3 separate regions of the Mus musculus genome follow, and regions 1 and 3 are each linked to region 2. The links are chromatin loops, found by intact Hi-C in ENCODE. Cell type or tissue: heart. All regions are shown on one strand.

What was found. Hi-C counts contacts between places; a loop is a spot of excess contacts. Peaks named below come from ENCODE experiments on the same cell type or tissue, not always from the same donor. Only the 100,000 strongest peaks of a DNase experiment are listed, where the experiment ranks them.
Region 1: it touches region 2 in a loop (4-fold over the local background); 5 of 42 quality-filtered maps call a loop at or near these places.
Region 3: it touches region 2 in a loop (2.5-fold over the local background); 6 of 42 quality-filtered maps call a loop at or near these places.

Annotation. Positions count from the first base shown.
Region 1 is chr3:90,705,246-90,713,245 of GRCm38, reverse strand. No RefSeq gene overlaps it. Among named protein-coding and RNA genes, the nearest start is that of S100a9, 14 kb to the right of the region's middle. In heart, a CTCF peak has its summit at 4,476 (motif pointing right); a DNase peak (open chromatin) is centred at 2,995.
Region 2 is chr3:90,409,251-90,417,250 of GRCm38, reverse strand. It overlaps Ints3 (integrator complex subunit 3), which reads left to right. Exons shown (of 30, transcript NM_145540.3): 4 at 1,645-1,758; 5 at 2,009-2,093; 6 at 3,655-3,721; 7 at 5,906-6,050; 8 at 7,124-7,253. Among named protein-coding and RNA genes, the nearest start is that of Ints3, 20 kb to the left of the region's middle. In heart, no CTCF peak of the experiment used is centred here; a DNase peak (open chromatin) is centred at 4,430.
Region 3 is chr3:90,612,109-90,620,108 of GRCm38, reverse strand. S100a6 (S100 calcium binding protein A6 (calcyclin)) reads right to left here and starts at 7,215. Exons shown (of 3, transcript NM_011313.2): 1 at 6,883-7,215; 2 at 6,205-6,366; 3 at 5,695-5,918. The coding sequence starts at 6,342. The coding sequence ends at 5,787. In heart, CTCF peaks have their summits at 2,279 (motif pointing right), 4,309, 4,521 (motif pointing right) and 7,319 (motif pointing left); DNase peaks (open chromatin) are centred at 4,528, 5,448, 6,448, 7,008 and 4 weaker places; H3K4me3 peaks cover 876 bases; H3K27ac peaks cover 520 bases; H3K27me3 peaks cover 529 bases.

The DNA of each region.
Region 1 (8,000 bases), 300 kb before region 2:
ATCCATCAGAGAACTCCTACAACTGATAAAGACTTCAGCAACGTGGCTGGATATAAAATTAACTCAAACAAATCAATAGCCTTCCTATATTCAAAGGATAAATGAGCTGAGAAAGAAATTAGGGAAATGGCACCCTCACAACAGTCACAAACAATATAAAATATCTAAGTGTGACTCTAACCAAGCAAGTGAAAGATCTGTACAATAAGAACTTCAAGTCACTGAAGAAAGAAATCAAAGAAGACCTCAGAAGATGGAAAGATCTCTCATGTTCATAGATCAGCAGGATTAACATAGTAAAAATGGCCATCTTACCAAAAGCATTCTACAGATTCAATGCAATCCCCAAAATTCCAACTTAGAGATAGAAAGAGCAATTCTCAAATTCATCTTGAATAACAAAAAACTCAGAATAGCATAAACTATTCTCAACAATAAGAGAATGTTTGGGAGAATCACTATCCCTGGCCTCAAGCTGTACTACAGAGCAGTAGTGATTTTAAAAAAAAAAAAAAAAGGGGGGGGGGGGTATTGGTACAGAAAATATAATTGAAGACCCAGGATTAAACCCACACACCTGATCTTTGGCAAAGAAGGCAAAACTATCCAGTGGGGAAAAAAAGACAGCATTTTCAACAACTGGTGCTGGTTCAAGTGTCAGTCGGCATGTAGAAGAATGCAAATTGATCCATTATTGTCTCCAAAGATAAGAGACAAAGGTCAAGTCCAAGAGGATGAAAGACCTCCTTATAAAACCAGATACATTGAATCTAGCAGAAGAGAAAGTAGGGAAGAGCTTCGAACACCTTGGCACAGGGGAAATTTTCCTAAACAATACCAATGGCTCAGGATCTAAGATCAACTATTGACAAATGAGATCTCATAAAAGTGAAAAGCTTCTGTAAGGCAAAGAACACTGTCAACAGGACAAAATGGCAACCTACAGATTGGGAAAAGATGTTTACCGACCCTACATCTAATAGAGGGCTAACATCCAATATATAGAAGAACTCAAGAAGTTAGATTCTGAAGAATCAAATAACCCTATTAAAATTGGGGTACAGAGCTAAACAAAAATATTCTCAATTGAGGAATCTCACATGGCTGAGAAGCACCTAAAGAAATGTTCAACATCCTTAGTCACAGGGAAATGCAAATCAAAACAACCCTAAGATTCCACCTCACACCAATCAGAATGGCTAAGATCAAAATCTCAGGTGACAGCACATGCTGGTGAGGATGTGGAGAAAGAGGAACACTCCTCCATTGCTGGTAGGATTTCAAGCTGGTACAACCACTCTGGAAATCAGTCTGGTGGTTACTCAAAAAATTGGACATAGTACTACCTGAGGACCCAGCTATACCACTCCTGGGCATGGGGGAGAGGGGAGAGGTACAGAAGGTCAGGAAATTGAATGGAGGTATGTAGCAATGGGGGATGGGGAACTGGGGTTAGCCATGAGAAAGCCCCAGATTCCAAGGAAGCAAGACATTCCCAGGACCCAAAGTGGATGACATTAGCTAAAATACCCAACAAAGGGGAGGTAGAACCTGTAGAGACCATATCCAGTGGTTAGGCATGGCCCTCATTGAAGGATGGGGTCATCCACCCATTTCAAAAATTTTAACCCAGAATTGCTCCGGTCTGAAGGAAATGCAGGGACAAAGAGTGGAGCAGAGACTGCCCCACCTAGGTATCCATCCCATCTGCAGACACCAAACCCAAACACTATTGCTGATACTAAGAAATGCTTGCTGACAGGAGCTTGGTATATCTGTCCCCTGAGAGGCTCTGCCAGAGCCTGACCAATATAGATGCAGATGCTTGCAGCCAACCATCGGACTGAGCACAAGGACCCCAATGGAGGAATTAGGGGAAGGACTGAAGGAGTTGAAGGGGTTTGCAACCCCATAGGAAGAACAACAATATCAATCAACTATATCCCCCAGCGCTCCCAGGGACTAAACCACAACTAAAGAGTACACATGGAGGGACCCATGGCTCCAGCTGCGTGTGTAACAGGATTGACTTATCTGGCATCAATGGGAGGGGAGGCCCTTGGTCCTGTGGAGCTCAATGCCCCTGCGTAGGGGAATGCCAGTGAGCTGAGGTGGGAGTGGTTGGGAGAGGGGAGCTCCCTCATAGGCGCAGGAGGGAGGGGAGGGGGATAGGAGTTTGCAGAGGGGAAACCGGGAAGGGGGATAACGTTTGAAATGTAAATAAATAAAATAACGAATAAAAAATAAATTTTAATTTAAAAAAAAGGAAAACTAAAAGAAATGAAATTTGGAGAAAAAAACTCAGGGACTGGACAGGGGAGTAACTGGAAGGGAAGGAATAAGGGGCGCATTTGATGGAAACACCTGTGCACACTTGAATACTAAATAAAATATTAAGTTGTAAAAAGAATTATCCTCAAACTTCTCCTACCTTGAATTTTTAAAAAGGACTCACTTCCTTTTTTAACTTTTTACTGATATTTCTTGAGTTTCAAATCATGCGCCCCAATCCCACTCATCTCCCTCTTCCTTTGTATACACCCTCTGCACTCGCAACTTCCCCCTGAAGAGAAAATAAAAAACAAACATTTTAAAAAATAAACAAAACAAAACATAGAATACATCTCATGGTAGAAGCTGTAGTATGCCATATGGTATTCCCTTTGTCCACACATCTTTCCTTGCAAATGTGCATTGCAATGTCATTGCAACGCCTCTCGCTTTTGCTACACTATCAAAACTGAATCCTCACAAGGACTCCTTTCAGATATCCTGTATTTTCCCTGTGTCAGGAGATCCTGCAGCTTTTATTCTGCAGGACTGGCCCCTTCACGTGCTCCAGCAGTTCATAAATGAGGTAGATGTTGGGGTGGGCCAACTCAAAGCCCTGGATCTGGACCTGCTTGTTAGCTGAGTTGGTTAGCCTGCCTGCTCTTCCACACTTGCACCACCAGGGCGAGCTCTTCAGCACTGCTCCAGCTAACTCACCCAATGTTGCAGCCAGCAGGGGGCAGTGTGAGCTCTCTTTCTCTCATGCTCTTGAGAGCCACCAGAATCAGCTCTACTGTGCTGCTGGTCGAGGTGCAGGGCTCATTCTCCAAGCGTTTCAGCCGTTGAGAGGCTGGGCTAGCTCTCCAGTTCTCACATCCTCCGGGCTGGCTTACCCAACTGCCTCAGGTGGTAAGGGAGAAGGAGGGCATCTTCCCCGCACCCACACAACCTCACAACAGATGAGAAGCAGGGCCACGTATCCTGCACTGTGCTGCCCAAGAGAATTGAAGCTCTCAAGCATTGTAGCTAGTAAGGGGCAGGACCAGCTCTCCTGCTCTTATGACCCTGGTGCCAAACTACCGCAGGTGGCAAAGGGTGAGTGGGGAAGAGTAGCACCCCCATGCCCACACCACCTCACTGCAGGTGACTGGCAGGGGCCAGCTCTCCCCTGTCACACCCTCAGGACTAGCTCACCCAGATTCCTACCTCCATAGCCAGCTCTATTATGCTGCCCAGACGCAGTGCAGAGCCTGTAGTGGTCACTTCTTTGGGAAAACACCAAATGGCCAATAGGAGGCTATGCAGCTTCCGCAGATTTAGCAGCAGACTTGAGACCCACGTTCATGCTTGAGAACACAGGGCTCATGGAGGTAAAGCCAAAGGCAAGGAATGGATTTCCATCACCAACTGAGCTGCCTGGTTAAGGACATGAAGATCAAGACCCTGGGAGGTGATCCACCTGTTCTTCCTGACCATCAGGGAATCTGAGATTATTGACTTTTTCCTGGGCACATCCCTAAAGGCTGAAGTTCTAAAGATCGTGTTGGTGTGGGAGCAGACTCAGGCTGACCAATCAACCAGATTCAAGGCTCTGACTGCAACTGGAGACTACAATGGTCACTTTGGTCTTGGTGCTAAATCCTCCAAAGAAGTAGCCATTGCCATCAGAGGGACCATCATCTTGGCCATCATCCCAGGGCAGAGAAGTTACTGAGGGAATAGGGTTGACGAACACTACACTGTTCCATTCGAGGTGACCGGTAGCTGTGGCTTGTGATGGCACATCTCATCCTTTCCCTAAGAGGCACTGGCATCATCTCTACTCCTGTGCCCAAGAAGTTGCTGCTGAACACCAGTATTGATGACTGTTCCACATCATCCAGGGGCTTCACTACCACCCTAGGCAACTTTGCCAAAGCCATCTTCAGTGCCATCTTCCAAGACCTACAGCAACTTAACCCTACCCCCACCCCCAACCTCTGCACAGAGGCTGTGTTCACCAAGTCTCCTTATCGGGAATTCATTGACCATCTTGTGAAAATCCACCACAGAGACTCCCTTAAAAGAACCCAGTCTCCAACTGTGGCTACCACATACAGGAGCATATACAACAAAAATAAAGTAAATTAATTAAGGCTAAAAAAATTAAATGTAAAATTTTTAAAATTAGAGTCCAAAAGACTGCCGAAGCTGTCATGACATAGACAGGCCATAAGGTGGCAGCATATGCATTCTGATAATCCTGATGTCACCTTCTACCCAACAGGAATCTCCCTCACAGTCTAATCCCTCGTCTTCCCTGATGTGTCCTGTGTTGCACAACTTCTTAATTGTAGAAAATAACCTTCTAAAATACATTCTATCAAAACCAACACAGTCTTCGTTGTGTTTAGCCAATGTTTATCTGTCTCCTGCAGGCAAAACTTATCTAGTGATGAGTTAGCAGGTTAATAATGCAGTAAGGGAGACAGACCGAAAAAGCCAATAATTATAATGTCCACAGTGTGCTGATTGGAAAAGCCTGTTATTTTCTACAAAGGGTTGTAGACTTCAAGGAGATGCCTGAGGTGGAGCCAGGCAACAGGAAGCTCCTGAGATATAACACCTCCAAGTCTTGGGATAAGGTCTGGAGTTTCAGTGGGAAGTGAAATGAAGGCAACAGTTTATTCAGCAACATCCAGGGGAGGTGGAAGGACTGGAGAACTGTAGCCAGGGACAAGAAAGGGACAAGCAGCTTTCTCAGCTTGGAATGTCAAGTTTCCTGGCAATCAGAGATTCTGAGCAGAGATGCCCAGGTAGGAATGAGAGAAATGTGCAGACTTAACAAAGCTTATGAATGAGAGTTCAGAAGCCAGGTAGCTGAAGAGCCCTTGCATGGATATGGGAGTAGCCCAAAGTGCAGGCAGGGCTGAAGGTGGCCTTCAGGGTGGCTAATCATCAAGACTTTGTGTGGACCCAGAGATTGCAGAATAGTCTATAGTTCCTTACCTACCACCTGGGAGCTCTTTGGATTTGAACTTCCTGGCACCCTTGTCTCAAACTGTTCATTCTGGGTCAGTGTACAATAGGATGTCTCTCAGGAGCTATCTGTGGCTACCTACAGACAGGCAGGGTGGTGTTGGGCCTGAAGGGCAACTTTGGTGAGGGGGATACTAACTTCCTCTACAGAAGAAAACAATAAGTAAACCAGAAGTCACCAAAGGCCCTGGAGCACCCCCCCCCCAAGTCCTTCTGGACTACATCCAATCTGCCCACACGGCTAGAACTCCCATTTCCTTCTCCAGGGTCTAGAACAGGGAGTTTCCCTGACCCTCCTATCCATGCCTTCTCCCCAACCAGCTATATGTAGCCCAGACTCCATAGCCAGTATTCTGATCTAGTTTGACCTCCACTATCTATGCCACAACTGATCTCTAGAATTCTGCTAGGACCTGCCTTACCTATTTTCCTATGCCCAAGCTCTTCCCATGCTACATCAAACCCTTCCACCCATCCAGATCTACGCCAGCACCCCAGACTTGGACTTAGTAGGTACATCCTGTACACCAGTCATCTGTCCACCTAACTTCATTTCATCCGAGCCATTTCCAACCTCTTGGTTCAACCTGTCCAAATATCATCTCTTCTGCCCCAACCTGATCTGTCCATATTAGACTTAGAACTAACAAAAGAAGTCTATGTATCCAGATCTTGCCAAGTCCAGCATGGCCTTGGTGGGGACATATTGACATGGTTCCTGCCCTGGGACAGGTCCAGCAGACATAGGCCTCCAAGAGTGTCGATTGCTGCTGTGGGTATAAAGTTTATTTGTATAATGTACATATTTTACATTCCTCCTTTAAGGAACATCCTCCCTGTTAATGACTCTTTGATAATTAGATAACATGGAGTCCGGGAGGCAAAGGTATGGGTAATGAATCAGCAAAATGGTAAACACTGGGACCTTCAGGACAGCCCTCAAGACTGGGGAAGAAATCTAAACACAAAAATGTATGATTTCTCAAATATGCAGGAAACCCAACTTAAGTTTACTTGGTTTATGTTTACAAAAACAGACAAATTCCTAAGTTCAGGAATTTGAGGAGCCTGTGACAGAGCAAGGTTAGGCCCAGGTGTGGTAGAAATGGTACTTTCAGGTCAGGGTCCCACCCAACCAGCTTAGCATCTATGCTTCACAGAGGCAGGCAGGTCTCTCTGAATTCTTTTGCAATGTTAAAAGAAAATGTGTGCTTACTGTATCCTAAGAATTAAGGGGCTGGGTTCACAGGATGTTGAATCATAGGGCAATCAAAAGGGAATCTGGAATAAATAACTGAAGTGATATGTAAAGAGAAAACTAGACTTTGGTCTGCATGCAATGAGCTAGCAGAAAGCAATAGCAGCTCTTCTTTAGAACTTTCTCTGTTGAGAGCCGAGCTGTCTGGAGATCTGCAGAGAGCTTAAAACAGCTCTTCAAGAATTTTTTGACTTGGTTGGAAGATCCAATGATTTTTTTTTACAGCAGCTTTTCTGACTTTGGTCAGAAAATCCATGAGCTATCCAGATAGCTTTTAGAATTTTTACTAGCAGAGAGAGCTGTCTCAACCAGAAAGTTTTGAGAATAGCAAGAAAAAGCCGTCTAGAGCAGAGCAGAACACACAGAGAGAAAGTAGTCTGGAAAGCCACCTCAGCAGAACCTAGGCTGCAAGCTTGAACCCATGGTTTGACTTCGAGTCATTTGTTTTCACTGCTCCCAGACACCCCTTCTCTCAGATCCCCTCTCCACGCTAAGGGTGGTCATTGGCAAAATCTGATTACAAAAATACCAACAATGTGAAACATCAAGGTAGCATCCTCTCTCCAGCATCTACTAGTCCTGTAGAAATGTTTACCAATGAGAATTACCTACATGTATGCCAAGACACAGAATTTTTTTTAAATAATCATAATCTTCATCAAAGAATTCAAGAAGTTTAAAGAAGAAAGGAAGAAAGAGCTCAGTGGAATTGAGAAAGAGCCTAGGGAGAATGAGAACCTGAGTGATGCCCAAGAAGACACAAATATGAAGCAGAGGGGGGTGATAAGCACAGGCAGGACTTAAGAATGATAAGATGAGAACTCAAGCTGAAATAAAGATGGAAAATCTTAATAACTCAACCAGAAAACTCAAAGGAAAACTTTCTAAGTCTAATGAATCAGGCAGAAGATAAAATATCAGGACTCAAAAATAAAGTAGAGGACCTAGACGAAATAAGCAAGGAATATAAAGAAAAAATTAAACACAGGGAAAGAAACATATAGGAAATGCAGGATGCCATGAAAAAACAAATCTTCAAACTACAGCTGAAGAATCCCAAGTCAGTGTCATAGATCAAAATCTTCAACAAGCTCATAGAAGACCTCTTTCCCAAACTAAGGAAAAGCACATCGTACAGATACAGGAAGCCAACAGAACACCAAATAGACACCACCAGAAAAGTAAATCCCATGATGTATCATAGTTAAAGCATTAAGTATACATAACAAGGTGTATCAAAAGCTGCAAGAAAAAAGAAGTCATGTATAAAGGAAAACCCATCAGAATGGCAGCTGATTTCCCAATGGAAATTTTGAAAGCCAAAAGAACCTGGGACAATGCATTCTAAGCCCTAAGAGATTATGACAGCCAGTATAGTAATATACCCAGCAAAACTCTCTGCCTATAGTAATATACCCAGCAAAACTCTCTGCCATGAGAAAGGAAAAAGAAA
Region 2 (8,000 bases):
TTGGGCATGGTGGCACATGCCTTTAATCCCATCACTTGAGAGGCAGAGCAGGTGGATCTTTATGAGTGCCAGCTTAGTGAGTTCAAGGACAGCCAGAACTATGTAGAGACCCTTTCTAAACAACAAACAAAACAAATGAAAAACCCCATACACACAAATGAAAATCAAAACAAGTAATAAAAATGACCCACTAAGACCAAAACGTGCCAAAAGAAAATGAAACAGAAGCCTCCATAATAAAAAAGCATGGAGTCTGTTCTATGTTGGCCAGCTAATCCTGAGCATGCAGCTGCCTCAGAGTGTGGTTGGCACACACAGTGACACTGATAGTTTTGCCTTTGCCAGCAGCTATCAATTGCAAATAGATTCTTGGTTAGGGGCAGGACCCTATGTCACTATTATAACACCCCCCACCTTCTTGACAGGATCTCAGGTGGCTCAGACTGTTCTCAAACTTTCTCTGTAGTTGAGGATGGCCTTGAATGCCTGGTCTTCCTCCTACCTCCCAAATGCTGAGATTACAGAGGTTTCTCTGTAGCTAAGAAGCTGATGTCTCCTTAAGTTTTACCCTTTTGGCTGAGTCCATGACAGGATAGAACTCAGCAGGTGCACCAGGCAGCTAATGAGGTTCCCTAAGGCCTGAACTCATTGAAGAGAAGCAGGGTAGAAGAAGGTCTGAGGGAAAGGCAAGCAGTGACTCAGAAGAAACTTGTACACTTCCGTATCTCCAGGGGGAAGGATGCTAAGCCCCCCACTCCCCAACACGTCAATACTTGGCAAAAGCAAAGGTCATTCAGAGAACAGAAGAAGTCATTTAGTTAATAAAGCTCATGTTTGGGTGCCAGCAAGGGGATGAGTGGGTGAAAGCATTGCCACACAGAGCCTTCCTCTGACCCACACACTCACAGATAAAAATAAAGGTTTGTGGTTTGTTTTAGTTTGTTATTGTTGTTGCTGCTGCTGCTGTTGTTGTAAGACAGCTTTCTCTATATAACCCGAGCCTTGAACTCACTTTGTAGACCAGGTTGGCTTCACAGGGATTCATCTGGCTCTGCCTCCTGAGTGCTGGGATCACTCTTTTAACCACCAAATGCTGGGATGAATTATAGGCACGTACAACTATATCAAACTAAGAAACTACAGTTTTGTTTCTGTTCCTTCTCCCAGACCCCGATCCCTTTATATTCCCTTTGCTGCATCTGGCTGGGTTACAGCATGTCTAGAAACCTCTGGGTTTCTTTTTGACTTTCACCCAAAGCCATTTTTCAGTGACCTTTTACTGGCAGATAAAACACAGATGGCTTCCACCTGGGTTTGCTCAGCTTGTGGCATCAAACAGTATGACACTTCCTGAAAAGGGAGGTTGGGGGACAAGGACAGGACTAGGAGCTTTGCCCAGCAGACTTTCTTGCCTTATTAGAGAATCTTTTAGTCCTTTTTCCCTAATCCAAGAGGCAGAAGAGGGTAGGTTTGCAATGGAGGAGCCCTGTAGAAGAAAGAATGGAGAACACAGTGCTCCATTGCCTCTCTGTTGCCTCTCAGTATCCTCGTGTTTCTATGTAAGAGGAAGGCTTTGGGGTTGGATGGTTGCTGTGGGGTCAACATCTCCATTCACTGGCTACTCACGAACCTTATTCCACACAGTGTTACCGGGACTTGGCTCTGGTGAGTCGTGATGGTATGAACATCGTCCTGAACAAGATCAACCAGCTACTTATGGAGAAGTACTTGAAGCTGCAAGATACCTGCCGTACTCAGGTGAGGCCAAAAGCAAAGAGGGGGCACTGGAGGGTCACTAGAGCATGTGCCTAGCACACACAAGGCCTAGATTCAAGCTCCAGCTCCAAACAAGAAAAGAAAACAGCTCAGAGGTGTAGGCTGGAGGTGAACCTTCTAAAGAGAGGCTGGGGAGGCAGCTCTGTTACTGTGCATCTAAACTGTGCACAATTGAGTTGGCTCCTTTTCCAAATTCACATCTCTGCTCTGAATGTCTTTTTCTCTCCTTTAGTTGGTGTGGTTGGTTCGGGAACTAGTAAAGAGTGGAGTTCTGGGAGCTGATGGCGTTTGCATGACATTTATGAAGCAGATTGCAGGTAAGCTTGCTAGCTAGAGCACTAGAAGAAAGGGAAGGAGCCCAGAGATAAGTCTAAGCAAGGGCTGAGTACCCGTGAGGAACTCAAGTGATACGGTTTGGACCCTAGTGTAGATGTCTCCTGGCCACATATGTTGCAGAAGAAAATGGATCAGAAAATCACAGGGGTCTTTGGATTAGTGAGTCTTGCCTTGGTTTCTTTCCTGCTAACTTAAGAGCTGACCAGGTTTGGTCTGTGTTAGCCACTCATCTCTCTCGAGTTGAGCAGCATGCTAGATCAGGAAGGGGGTGCAGAGAGAATCGAGTGAAGCCATTTGCTCTCTGCCTTTCTGCTTTCCCCGACTCTGCCCCTGTTCTAAACACTGGGTCGCTAGTGATTTTGGCATTTTGGAGCTAGTCTGAGGGACAGTGTCACGGAATAGTCCCTGACATTTAGGGTTTTTCTAATCTTCGAATCCGTGACATCTTTCTGAAATACTGAATATGAGAAAAGTCTGCTCAGGCCACCTCTCCTGCTTTGAGATTGTTTGCATTTTGTTTTCCTGATTAAAACAAGAAACAAAGCAAAGTATTAATAATAATAGATAAAAATGAGGCCAACTCTGTGGCTCTGCTTCACCATCAGCGTCTGGGTTCTGTTTCCTGTGGCGATAAGAACTGTACCTAAGTTCTCGTGAGTTTGGGCAAGCACTCCACCTCTGGAGTATGCCGTGTCCAGCTCCTCCCTCCCCCCCACCCCCCTTTTCTTTTTAAATAAAACAAGTCCTGCTATGTAGCCCATGCTGGCCTTACACCCACAGTCCTCCTGCGACAGCTTCTTACCTGCCTTGGCACCTGGCTGTGCTGTGCATTTTCTTCAGGATTTTCTCTTTACACTGATGTCACTGCGTCACATGTATGGCCCTAATCTTTGTGATGCAACTAGGTGAACACTAACCTTGTTTTTCACTGAGATCCAGAGCAATGTGTAGCCTTGGTGTGCTGAGTATTTATTTTTATTCTTTCTTGGCACTTTCTTAACTGTTTGACACTCTCAGCCCCATTTCTCATTCCAATATTTTTATCTGGCAACACTGCATTTTAATTCTGCTCCAGGGATTTCAGTGGCAAGATCCAAAGGCTGGTGTATAGATATCCCTTAGCCTGTCAGAATGCTGAATCCCACCCTGACTCTCAGACAGTAGACTGCAGCTGCTCTCAGCTGCCTGCATCTTTTAGGCCCTGGTTCAGATACCGCCTTTTCAGCTGGGGCGTCTAAGGTCTGTTTTTCTCAGTCATCACTTTTCAAGGACAAAGCATTACCTCTGCAGTTCTGGTGGATAGAACAATATCATCCTCTCTGGTTTGGGGGGGAGGGCAGCAGTTCTAGAACATTCTTTCTCTCTCAAGGCAAAGGGAAAATGTTTACATCCTAAAAGAGAGAACGGTTTATTCTAGCATTCAGGGCAATAGTGGTGGGAGAGTGGACCATCGGGATGACTGAAGAGATTTATTCGATTAGCTGAGTTGCTAATTAGAGCTACTGTATTCTGATTCTTCCCCCTCCCACCCCTTGAAATCAGGTGGCGATGTTACAGCCAAAAATATCTGGTTGGCAGAAAGTGTCCTGGATATCCTGACGGAGCAGAGGTAGAGTCTCCCATGAAGGGTGGGGCTGTGAGGGGTGTGAGTATGGGACATGGGAAAGAAAGGCTGGTGGCTCAGAGCACTCTGAGGCCAGGGGAAGGTGTGGCAGGCCTGATGGTGGCAGATGGAGAACTAAGGTCAAAAGATGGAGGAATGGGAAAGAAGGCGCTTGCTAAAATATCTCAGAGCCCAGAAAATCTGGTCTCATCTGATAAGGGTTTATTTTTGACCCAGACCTCCTTGGAATGTTTATGTTTGGGGGGACTGAGAGGGAAATGAGCTCAGCAGAGGGGCCAGCCAACCACACGAGCCTGGCAGGTACCATACGCTCCTCCCTCCCAGCCTCAGGCCAGCACATGCTCTTTTTTGGAATGTCACAGGGCCAATGTAGGTGACTAGGGAGCAGAGAATCCTGCTATAAAGTGACATGGGGCCACATTTGAACTTCTGGCTCCTGTTCTCCAACAAAGTGAAGGGCTGTGTGAGGGCCCTTCTAGTATGTAAATTTGCTTGTGGCTTCCCCTTGATGCTAATAGGGTCCCAGTTTCTGCATCACTTCTTTTAGTGACTCTTTCTGAGTAAAGACAACAAGTAGCCAAATGACTGAGAGGCCTAAAATTCATATTCATTTCAGATTAAAAGGATGGTTTCTTCATAATCGAGAGCTATGTTCTGCCCAGCCCTGCTCTGTAGTGCCACCTCGTGGCCTGGATCCAGTTATGCAGCTGCCCTGGGGCTGGTCATCACACTAGCAGTGGGACTTCCTAGGAGTTTCTTACTTGGCCTCTGCTTCTTTCTCTTGGTCTCTGTGTTTCTCTGCTGTCTTTGGTGAGAGGCTCTCCCTTTCATCTGCTTCTCCTCTTCATTGTGCCATCCTCATGGCACATTTGTGCCTCTGCTAGTGACCTTCCTCCAAAGTGATTTTTCTCATAATGTCCCTCGTGTCAGATTCTGTTGTAGCTGAATTTCCCATGCAGGGTCACACAGCAGCCGCATGGCTGCCTGAGCCTTCACACGTTGGGTGAAAGGGAACACCTTGGCACTGAAGCCTGTGTTCTGCTTACCACCCTGTTTTCCTAACCTCTCCCAGTATTTCAGGGATGTGGGGTAAAAGGAAGTGCATGTCCTTGGCTAGCATTTCCATTTTGTGAAAACAAAAGGACAGTACTGGGCCTAGTAGTGCATGCATATAATCCTAGCATTTGGGAGGCTGAGGCAGGGGAATTACTCTGAATTCAAGTCTAGTCTGGGCTATATAGCAAGACTCTCGTTTCAAAAAACAGCTCACACATACACAAAAGAAAAAGAAAGAAGAAAAGAAGAGGCCTTGGCCTTTTAGTTAATTAAGTAGCTTGATTACTTTTCCTGAATCAGGAAGTTGCCTGGTTATATTAATTAAACTCTTCCTCTAGCTCCCTGCCTTTCAGCAGGGGTGTCAAAGCAATTACAGCCGACTTGGCACTTAGACCCTCCCCACTGAGCCTTTACCTTTGTCCCTTTTGAAGCAGCGGGAAACAGATAATGTTTTTATCACTCTGTTTTCCACGGAAATTCTGAAACTGGGGAAATGGGCTTTGCCATCTAAAATCAGATGTCTCCCCTACACCCCCAAATCCTCCCCGATTTTGGGTTAGGGCAGGCAACTAATTATCTGAGGGTGGGGTGAATGGTTAGAACCTGGGAAAGGTTTGTGGTTTGGGGGCTGTCGTAATAAACCTGGTAGAGGCACAGCACAGCACAATGTGTTCTAAGAACTCCAGGGCCTGGAAAGGTCCTAGAAATCCCCAGAGGTCTTTGCATCATACTTAAGAGAACTACTGACCGAAAACACTTTCCATAGCTCAGCAGGAAAAATGGAGCTTACCTCTCTCCCAAGCCTAACATACACCGCTTCAGCTATGATATGCTCTGGCGGTTGAATGAGTTAACAAGCACAGCTACTTTATTGGTAGCTGTGAATGTATTTATGTTATAGGAGGCTGATTTCATTTGGTACCTACCTTAGTGAGGCATCTGTCTGGTGAGGGAAATTAGTTACCTTTACCTGTTAGTCAACTCATAGTCGGGTATAACAGCCAGAGTGAAACCCTCAGAAGCCAGAAGCCGTTCTCAGTGTGTGTCATCACAGCAGTATGAGGGTGAGGAGGTCTAGGCAAGCAGTCTGTGCAGTGTCTTCCCTTCCTGCAGGGAGTGGGTGCTGAAGAGCAGCATCCTCATTGCCATGGCTGTGTACACGTACCTCCGACTTATTGTGGACCACCATGGGACTGCCCAGCTCCAGACCCTTCGGCAGAAGGAAGTTGACTTCTGCATCTCCTTGCTTCGGGAACGGGTAAGGGAACAGGACAAACAGTATGAGGAAGTGATGCCAAGATGTGGTGTCCGTGTGGCCTTTATGCTTCTGGGCCAGAGATACCTTGTTAGGGGTGCAGGTGGTTCAGATGTGGTATTTTCATCATCCCTGGACAGCTCAGGAGCAAAGGACAGGGAACCGGAGTGGAATACCCCCTGCTCCTAGAAATGTCAGATATAATGCCACCATCCGCAGGGCTTTTCTGGTCCGTTCCAGCTTACATTGTTGTACAACAGACAGCTGCTATTGTGTGTCCACTGTTACATGAATCTCACCTCCCCCAGAAGTAATTGTTGTGTTTACTTGGGTGGTTACGAATTATTTACTATAGTTTCTCCCAAGAAAGATATTCTAACTCTAAGCTATGAGGACACTGACTACATAGGAAAAGTTAGTTAAAAGAAATATCAGATCAGAGTTCAGTAGTTAAGAACAGGTGCCGTTCTCACAGAGGACCCGGATTTGGTTCTCAGCACCTACATGGTGGCTCACAGCCATATAGAATTCCAGTTTCAGGGGACCTAGCACTCTCCTCTGGCCTCTGTAGGTATGTTGTGCACATATATACATGTGGGCAAAAACTGATACACATAAAATAAAAATCTCTCTAAAAAAAATTCAAAATGCATTCACATAATTGTATAGGCACATGTCATTAATCAGTATTTGTTTAGACCAAACAGATACAGATAATTTCTTTTATGACAAATTGTCTTTTCTGATAGACAGAATGAATTTTGGGGTAGGATATATGGATGCTCCTTCCCAGCCTCATACTTTTAGAATCAGGAGAGAGAGGGGACCTGATGGTCTAAGAGTCTGTGTGGTCCAGCTCTTCCCAGGCACCTCTATCCTTGTGATGGTCCCCAGCCTCCACCTCTCTTCCCCGAACAGTCCCTTGCTCCAGACAAATCATCTAGGGTTCCTTCATAGGACGTTTTCTTTTGTCCTCCATAGAACATGCTATTCTTTTGTCCTTCCTCCAGAAGGGGAGCAATACATGTTTTTATTCTCTCTCCTGCTCCCCATTCTCCAATCTCCCTCCTATCTAGTTCATGGAATGTTTGATGATTGGCCGGGACCTTGTAAGATTACTTCAGAATGTTGCTAGGATACCAGAATTTGAACTACTGTGGAAAGATATCATCCATAACCCTCAGGCCTTGAGTCCTCAGTTTACAGGTAAGTGAGCCCCTGGGTATGCCCTGTCCTTGTTGTCCTGATTGGATTTGAAGGGGCAGAGTTGGCCTAGGAGAGATTTTGATAGTCAGGGAAAGCTTGAGATAGGACACACTATGCCAGTTTCATCTGGGTGTGGGAATGGCAGAGGCGCAGAACAGTTCATGTAGTTTCTGGCTAGGGCCTACATGACTGGTTTCAGCTGCCACTGCTCCTAAAAAAAAAAGAAAAAATCAGACAAGGCCTCAGGATAGCTCAGTAGGTAAAACACTTGACCCCAAGCCTGATGGCCGGAATCCCGTCACCAGAGCACATGTGACACCCACTGTGACGTGTGTGCATCTACATCTATGCAGCAATAAACTAAAATAAGACATTTAAAGGACAATCGTGAGACAGAAAGATGTTGTCCTCTTCTTCCACTGTTCCTTGTCAAGGTGATGGCCAAGTCTCCAGTTTTGCTGTGGTAGACAGGGAGTCAAAGGGCAAACTAATATGGCCGAGTCAGCAGAGGGCCCAGTTGGTCCCGGAAGAGATGGGCCTCTAGGATGTAGCTCAGTGATAAAGCACCTACAGTGTCCTCAGTTTGATTTCTAGAGCTGTGGAAAAGAAAAAGAAATGGCCCTAGCCTCTTAGTCCAGAGGGTGTGTTCTTGCATGCTTGTATGTTTTCTCCTGACAGGGTTTTTCTTGTCCTTTTGACTTACCCAGAATCCTTTTGTATTTTGAACAGCAACTCTGTAGGCTTCAT
Region 3 (8,000 bases), 200 kb before region 2:
AATACAAGTACCTCCTTTAGGTTAGATATGATTCCATGTCATTCAAAGATATTGAAAATAATCCTTTAAGATGAAGAGATGAGCTGGACATGATGGTACATTACTTTAATTCCAGCACTTGAGAGGCAGATACAGACAGATCTCTGAATTTGGGGCTAGCCTGGTCTACAGAACTAGTTCCAGGGGATCCAGGTCTGCACAGAGAAACCCTAACTCAAACAAACGAAAGATAAATCATATTCATGGGTTTCAAGGGTCAACATTCTCTATAAGTCACCCTACAAAATCAAAGCAATGCCAATCAAATTCTAAAAAGTTTTATTGTGGAACATCTCACACTGAAGTATTTTTTTTTAAGATTTATTTAGTTAATATATATGAGTACACTGTAGCTGTCTTCAGACACACCAGAAGAGGGCATCAGATCCCATTACAGATGGTTGTGAGCCACCATGTAGTTGCTGGGAATTGAACTCTAGACCTCTGGAAGAACAATCAGTGCTCTTAACCACTGAGCCATCTGTCCAGCCCCTGAAGTATATTTTTTTTAATATTTATTTACTTGAGGGAGGGTATTTGTTCAGGTTTTATTTTATTTTATTTTGAGACAAGGTCTTCTTTTTTTTTCTGTAAAAAAATATCTTTTTAATTACCAGTAATTGGGGGACCTAAGATTTCCCAATGATGATTTTGTGTTACTTCTTTTTTTTTTTTGATTAATTAGGTATTTTCTTCTTTTACATTTCCAATGCTACCCCATAAGTCCCCCAAACCTTCCCCCGACACACACACTCCCACTTCTTGGCCCTGGTGTTCCCCTGTACTGAGGCATATAAAGTTTGCAAGACCAATGGGCCTCTCTTCCCAATGATGGCTGACTAGGCCACCTTCTGATACATATGCAGCTAGAGACACGAGCTCCGGGGTACTGGTTAGTTCATATTGTTGTTCCACCTATAGGGTTGCAGACCCCTTCAGCTCCTTGGGTACTTTCTCTAGCTCCTCCATTGGGGGCCCTGTGATCCATCCAATAGCTAACTGTGAGCCTCCACTTACATGTTAGCTAGGCCCCAGCATAGCCTCGCAAGAAACAGCTATATCAGGGTCCTTTCAGCAACATCTTGCTAGTGTGTGCAATGGTGTCAGCGTTTGGGGGCTGATTATGGGATGGTCTTCTTAAGTAACCTTGGCTAGCAAGGAACTCATACAGTTCTGCCTGCCTTTAGCTCCAGAGTGCTAGAATTAAAAGTCTGTGGTACCATGCCTGAATTAATCATTTTATGTTATGTATATTGGTGGTTTGTTTGCATGTATGTAAGCGTACCATATGCAAGCCATGCCCATGGAGAAGGCATTTTTCTTAATAAATGATTGATGTGGAAGGGCCCAGCCCACAGAGGTGGAGCTGCCACCCCTGGGCTGGTGGTTCTGGGTTCTATAAGAAAACAGGCTAAGTAAGCCGTGGGAAGCAAGCCAGTAACCAGCACCCCTCCACCACCTCTCCATCAGCTTTTTGCCTCCAGGTTCCTGCCCTGTTGGAGTTCCTGACTTGACTTTCTTCAGTGATGACCTACTATGTAGAAGTATAAGCCAAATAAACCTTTTCCTCCACAACTTGGCCATGGTGTTTCCCCACAGCAACAGTAACCTTAGGACTGTACACTAATGAGATGCCCAGTAGCCCAAGATAAGATGGAGTTGGTCATCAGAAAGACCCGGATGCTCATAATTAACACTTTCATCCTCACATGTCAACCTCCAGGGCTGAAGGCAAACTTGGTCAATGGCTAGGGATGTAATCAATCATGCTTCCTAACGAAGCTTCCATCAATAACCTGAAAGGATCCGGCTCAAGCCAGCTATAGTGTCATGCACCTGTTCTCCCAGCACTCAGCAGTGAGAGGGAAGAGGATCAGGAATTCAAAACGTGCCTCAACCACAAAGCAAGATCAAGGCCTCTGGGACTACATGAGCCTGTATAAAGTAAAATGAATAAGAGGGCTCAGATAGCAGAATATGTAAAGGTTCCTTGAGTGTAAAGTGCTCAGAAAAGGCAGGAGAGTCCTTTACTCCTCACATGCCTGGCCTTGGGCATCTTTATCATCTGGCTGCTAATCTGCTTCCTTCATTAGATCCCTGATGAACCAGTACACCAATGTCTGCCTGGCTCATTGACCCACTCTAGAAAAAGTAATCAACCATATATCTGTTATAGTATCTTTTAAAGATATTTTTTAATTAGATGTATATATGTTTTGGAAAAAATAAAATGTGCAACTGAGTGCACATGGCTGCAGTGACCAGAAGAGGGCACCAGATATTTCTCTTGGATCTGGAGTTCAGGCTGCCCCACGTGGGAACTGTAAACAGTTTCAGTTCCCTGCTGAGCTAACTCTCTAACCCTATTTCTCTCTTTTTTTTTTTTAATTGTATTACATTTATTCATTTCTGTGTGCATATGCATGTGTGCACACATATATAGGCACACATGCCACAGCATGTATGTGGAAGTCAGAGACAACCTACAGGAATTAGTTCTCCCTGTTCACCATGTGGGTCCTAGGGATTAAATTCAGGTCAGCAGGCTTAACACCCGATGTTTTTACCCACTGACTCACCTCAGCAAAATGGTCAGGGGTTGGTTTTTTTGGTTTATTTGGTTGGTTGGTCTTTTGGGGTTTTGTTGTTGTTGTTGTTGTTGTTGTTTTTAGTTTTGTTTGTTTGTGGTTTGGTTTTTTGAGACAAGGTTTCTCTGTGTAGCCCTCGCTGTCCTGGAACTTACTCTGTAGACCAGGCTGGCCTCAAAATCAGGGATCCACCTGCCTCTATCTCCCAACTGCTAGGATTAAAGACATGTGCCTCAATATTTGTTTCTTTGACAAATATTGTTTTGGTTTGCAATTTTTATATTTTTGGTGTAGTCTATAAGCTGTTTGTACATTCTTGATATTTAATTAAAACATTTAAGAGACAGGCATGAAGAAGAAAGAGTGACATTAAATCCTGAAGCAGCAGAGGAAAGCATTGATGAGCTGGCCTGGGTCAGAAGAGTTCATTCCCTCCAAGAACTTCTACTGTCCCTCCTTGGTGGACAACCTGCAACTCTAGCCTTTAGTAACCCACACTACACATAATTCTTTGGGAGATGAGGCCACAGTAACTGTAGTAACACCCTGTACAAATGCAAGTACTGTGGAACACAGACACTGTGGGAAGTGGTGCTGGTGTTCTTGACAGTTTCTGATATCCATGGCAGAGGACAGATAATACATCCCAAGTCAGTCCCATGCCAACAGCCAACCTGGGAGACCACCCAGTTTATGGACCCAGTTGCCACTGTTCCAACCTCCCATGTGTAAGGGTAACTAGATGATAGGGTTAGTGCTACTTAGGCAGGGCAAAGAAAGAATAGAGCTGACTACAGGAAAAGGGAGAGCAGGACCATGCCCTCTGCCCAGCCTCTGGGTATAGTCTTCGGCCATGTACAGGGAAGGAATCCACTACAAAGTCCCCAGCTCCAACCCTCTCCTGGGGACCTAGACGATGCTCAAAAGCCAACCTGAAATCTTTTGGACTAATGAAAGAAGTCAGTCTACACCTGACCACACCCAATTCCACTCCTTGCCTTCTGCCCCCACCAAAATTTCCAGTCAATGGCCCTTTACGTCTCAGTTTTAAACTATACCCCCAACACAGGCAAATGTTTTGCTACTCATTTTATCTCACTTTGTTTTGTTTTGTTCCTTTTTTCAAAGCTTCCCCCTACCACCCACCCCACCCCACCCCACCCCACCACCCACCTCACTTTTTCATTAAGACTGGGTCTCAGTATACAGCCCTGATTGGCCTGCATTTCTCTGTGTAGACCAGGCTAGCCCCAAACTCAACAGAGATCCATTTGCCTGCCTCCTGAGTGCTGGCATTAAAGAAGTGCACCATCATGCCCAGGGAGGTGAAGTTTTATTTAGCAGATGAGCTCTGCACCTTCATCTCCTCTCTAGCCTTGTGATCCTGATACACAGCAAAGCCTGCCTGCCGGCCTCCTAAGGGACCAAGCATCTCCTTCCACCACCAGGCCCTGTACCTAAAAGAAAAAAAAATTCCCCCTTGCCCTCCAAGAGCCTAGATGATTGTCTGACCATCTAACCACAGAAAGAGGAGGGCAGGATGGGACTGGATTCCACCTGTCTTTAACAAAACTTTCCCTCCCTTGACTTGCTTATCATAGATGTACCTCGGATGAAGTAGGGTTGATTGCTGAGAACTAAACGATGGCTCGACTCTTACATTCCCTGAATAGCTAATTCCAACCCCCTCTCACAGCCCAGACCTCTTAAGCTTTGGCTCCCATCCACGGTGCCGCTGGTGCTCCTTCCACAAGGCTCAGAAAATTAACTGACTTTCTTCCTATGCCCACCTGCCAGGCTCCTCCCCCCACCCCCCACTCCTTCTTGACACGCCCCACCACCACCACCAACCGCAGCCTCCCTACCAGTAACCTGCTCTCTGTCCACAAGAGGGCGATCCCTCCACACCCCAAAGTATCAACAACTGGGTGTGGTGTACTTTTCCAGAGCCACTGAATAGAGCCTATACTGAACAGCATGGAATGGGGGTGGCCCACCCGGGGACCCTCTGGCTGTCCAACAACGTGGTAAGACCAGGACACTGCTGGAGAAGAAAGGTTTTTAAGAAATACAGCTGTTGCTGTTTATTTGCCCCACCCAGAGCATGGGAAGACCATTTAACGTCTTAAGTGGATTGGAGAAGGGGTGGGTAGTAAGAAGTGAAAACAGCTATGGTCTCCACATGAAGTCCAGATCTTTGCCCTTCGGGGCTTGGCCAGGATGTTGTCCAACTTGGGTTAGGCCTTCCCTGGAGGAATAGCAACAAATGCTGTCTCCATGACACCCAGACACATCACACACAGCTTCCCCCACACCTATGATTTAACTGTACACAATAGACAGTTACTCCGTTGGCCATCTACTCTGATAGGGATTGAGGGTTCAACTACGTTCCAGGGAAGTAGCCCCATGAGTCATTCTGCAGGGACAGGCTGGGTCAATATTGACAGAAAGGCCTGATGCCGCATCTGGCATGTCTCGGGACCCCAGCCCTGCCCTGTTTGCGAGCACCTCGTGAGTCACATGTGCGTGGAGCTGCCAGCTCCTTAGCTCAACAAAAAGGACCCCATACCTGACACTAGGGACCGTCTCCTACAGTCTCCTCCACCTCCAACTGGAACACAGGCAGCTACGGAAAACTCAGTCATCCTGTGTCCCTCCCTGCTCACCTCAGATGTGCCTCTCCCCACGCCTCCCTCATATAACACACAAACACACAGTGAAAAGGTGGATTGCCCAACGTCAGGGCCCACCTAGTACTCCCTGTTTCACCACACCCAGACCAAAGTGTGTCTGCCAGGAGACTGCTGGGACTACTGCAGACCTGCCTCTAAAGGCCACTTTCTCCTGAAGGTCACTTGATTGAGCCTTTGTTTAGAGTGGCTTTGCCTAGAGGGGCCTCCTCTTCTAATACCCATAAAGATTCCTGGTCAGCTGGCAGACCTGGCCTGGTGGGCCAATGAGCTACTACTCCCAGAGTTTAACTGTGACTAAGACCACTGGATGGTGGGTCCAGCAGCAAGGCAGGAAGCAACTGGAAATCAGTGGGAAGCCAGAACACATGAGTAGGCATAACAAAAACGAAATATTTATTGTATAACTACCCACCACTGGATTTGACCGAGAGAGGCCCCCGGAAGTCATCTCAACGGTCCCATTTTATTTCAGAGCTTCATTGTAGATCAAAGCCAAGGCCCCCAGGAAGGCGACATACTCCTGGAAGTTTACTTCCTGATCCTTGTTACGGTCCAGATCATCCATCAGCCTTGCAATTTCAGCATCCTGCAGCTTCTAATACATTAAGAAGGAGAAGTCCACACTCAGTGGTGGCCAACACCCTAGATTCCTTACCCCTTCCCTGGAAGTCCTCTCTCAAACAAGTGCTCGTTGGGACCAAAGATGGGCCTTCAGCTTGGGTTTACCTTGATTTACTCTCCTCAGCCCCTGCTCCTCCCTCAGGGGACAGGGCAGCATGGAGGCATACGAGCATCCCTCCACAGGAAGTAAGATCAGGAACTGTGATTAAATGCCACTCAGATGAGAGGCAGGAGGGGGAACCGGGACAGGGGCTACTCACGGAGCCAATGGTGAGCTCCTTCTGGATCAACTCCTTCAGCTCCTTCTTGCTCAGGGTGTGCTTGTCACCTTCCTTGCCAGAGTACTTGTGGAAGATGGCCACGAGAAGGCCAATGGCCTGATCCAGAGGGCATGCCATGACTGATCACTGGGCTAGAAGAAGCTGTTTGACAGAGGGGCTAGTCAGTGCTGCTGATAGCAGAGAGTTCTCTCACCACCCCCCTGCCTGAGGCAGTCAGTCTCAAGCCAACACAGGTGGCAGCCGGGGCAACTTAGGTGAGGGATATAAGAATGGAAGGGGCTTTGGGATCTGTGAGCACTGTCCTCCAGGGCTTCCAAGAGAACTAGGGCATATGACTGAGCAAGGAAGAGAATGGAGAGTGCCCCTGGGCACCTCCTGACATAGCCACACACTGGGACGATGACACACCCAGGGCAAACCCTCCTGCACCCCAGAAGAGCAGACTCAGGTTGCCGCCCCATAGGGATGCATTAGCCTCTGGGTTTGCCTGATACAACCCACCTAATCATGGCTCTCCCTGCCTCCCTGGGCTCCGAAAACTTGGATCCCAATGCATTCCACCCACTGAGCCTGCAGAGGCTGACGGGGGAAGGAAGTGGCTTAACCCCTTGCCCAGGAGCAGAAAGACCCTAGAGGGACCCCCCAGCGAGAGCTCACCGCACGGTCGACAGCGAAGCGCCAAAGGAGTGGTCGAGGGGATGGAATGTGTCGCAGTCTGGCCGGCCTTATAGTGGCCAGCATCCGTGAGGTCCGCCCAGGGAGTGCTGGCACGCCCCGACCCCACCCAGCGCCTGAGGCAAGGCAAACGAACATCCCAGCCCCCTCAACTTTCCACGCCCCTGTTGCCTGGACTGTCCAGGATTAGGAGCGGAATGAGGGAGTTTAGCGGGCCCTAACGGGCCCAAAGGAGACCAGTGCAAGCCAGAGGCATCAAGTTTTCTCTAATTCCGTGTTTAGTTTTCCCTTCTGGCACGTGACTCGAAACTCTGGCTTGTGTGCTGAACCTTCTGCCAGCCCGAGAGCAGTGTCCTTAAAGTTAGCATCAGTGTGAGGGGGACTGGGAACCACACTGATGCTGTTGCCCTCTAGTGGCAAGGTCCCCAAGTGAGGGAGGGGAAGCAGTCTGTCTACCACATCCTCTAAGAAATGGTTCTCACTCAACCTGACTAATGCTGCGGCCCTTTAATACTGTTCTTCAAGTTGTGGTGGTCCCCCAATCATAAAGTTATTCTCGTTTCTACTTCATAGCTATAATTTTGCTACTGTTATGAATCTTAATGTGTATATCTGTGTTTTCAGATGGTCTTAGGCAATTCCTGTGAAAGGGGTCTCAACCCACAGGTTGAGAACCACTGGTCTAAATCTTGATATATAGCTAAAGACGTTGATCCCAAAAGGTAGAATTTTGAGCCTTGTATCAAAGGGGGCATGGGGAAAGAACACAGTCTAAAAGATTTTAAACAGCATCCCCCACCAACCATAAATTTCTAGCAACATCACTCGCCTCCTCCCACTCACTGCCTGGATTTTCATCCTTAGAGCAGCTTATGCATGAATGTGCACATAGTAGAGCCAAGCCCAGCGAGCATTCTCAGTTACTCATCTCAAGTGAAAAGTTTTGAACATTTTCTCCTGGGGTGGGGGGGGGTAATGGGGAGGAGTCTTGAGAAGAGGAAGTTGGTAGGGTGTGGGGAGGGATTAGCATCCTGAAGTCACTCTTCAGTGAGTAATGGGAGGGGTGTTCCTGGAAGGGAGAGGAGAAGGGCTCCTGGGGT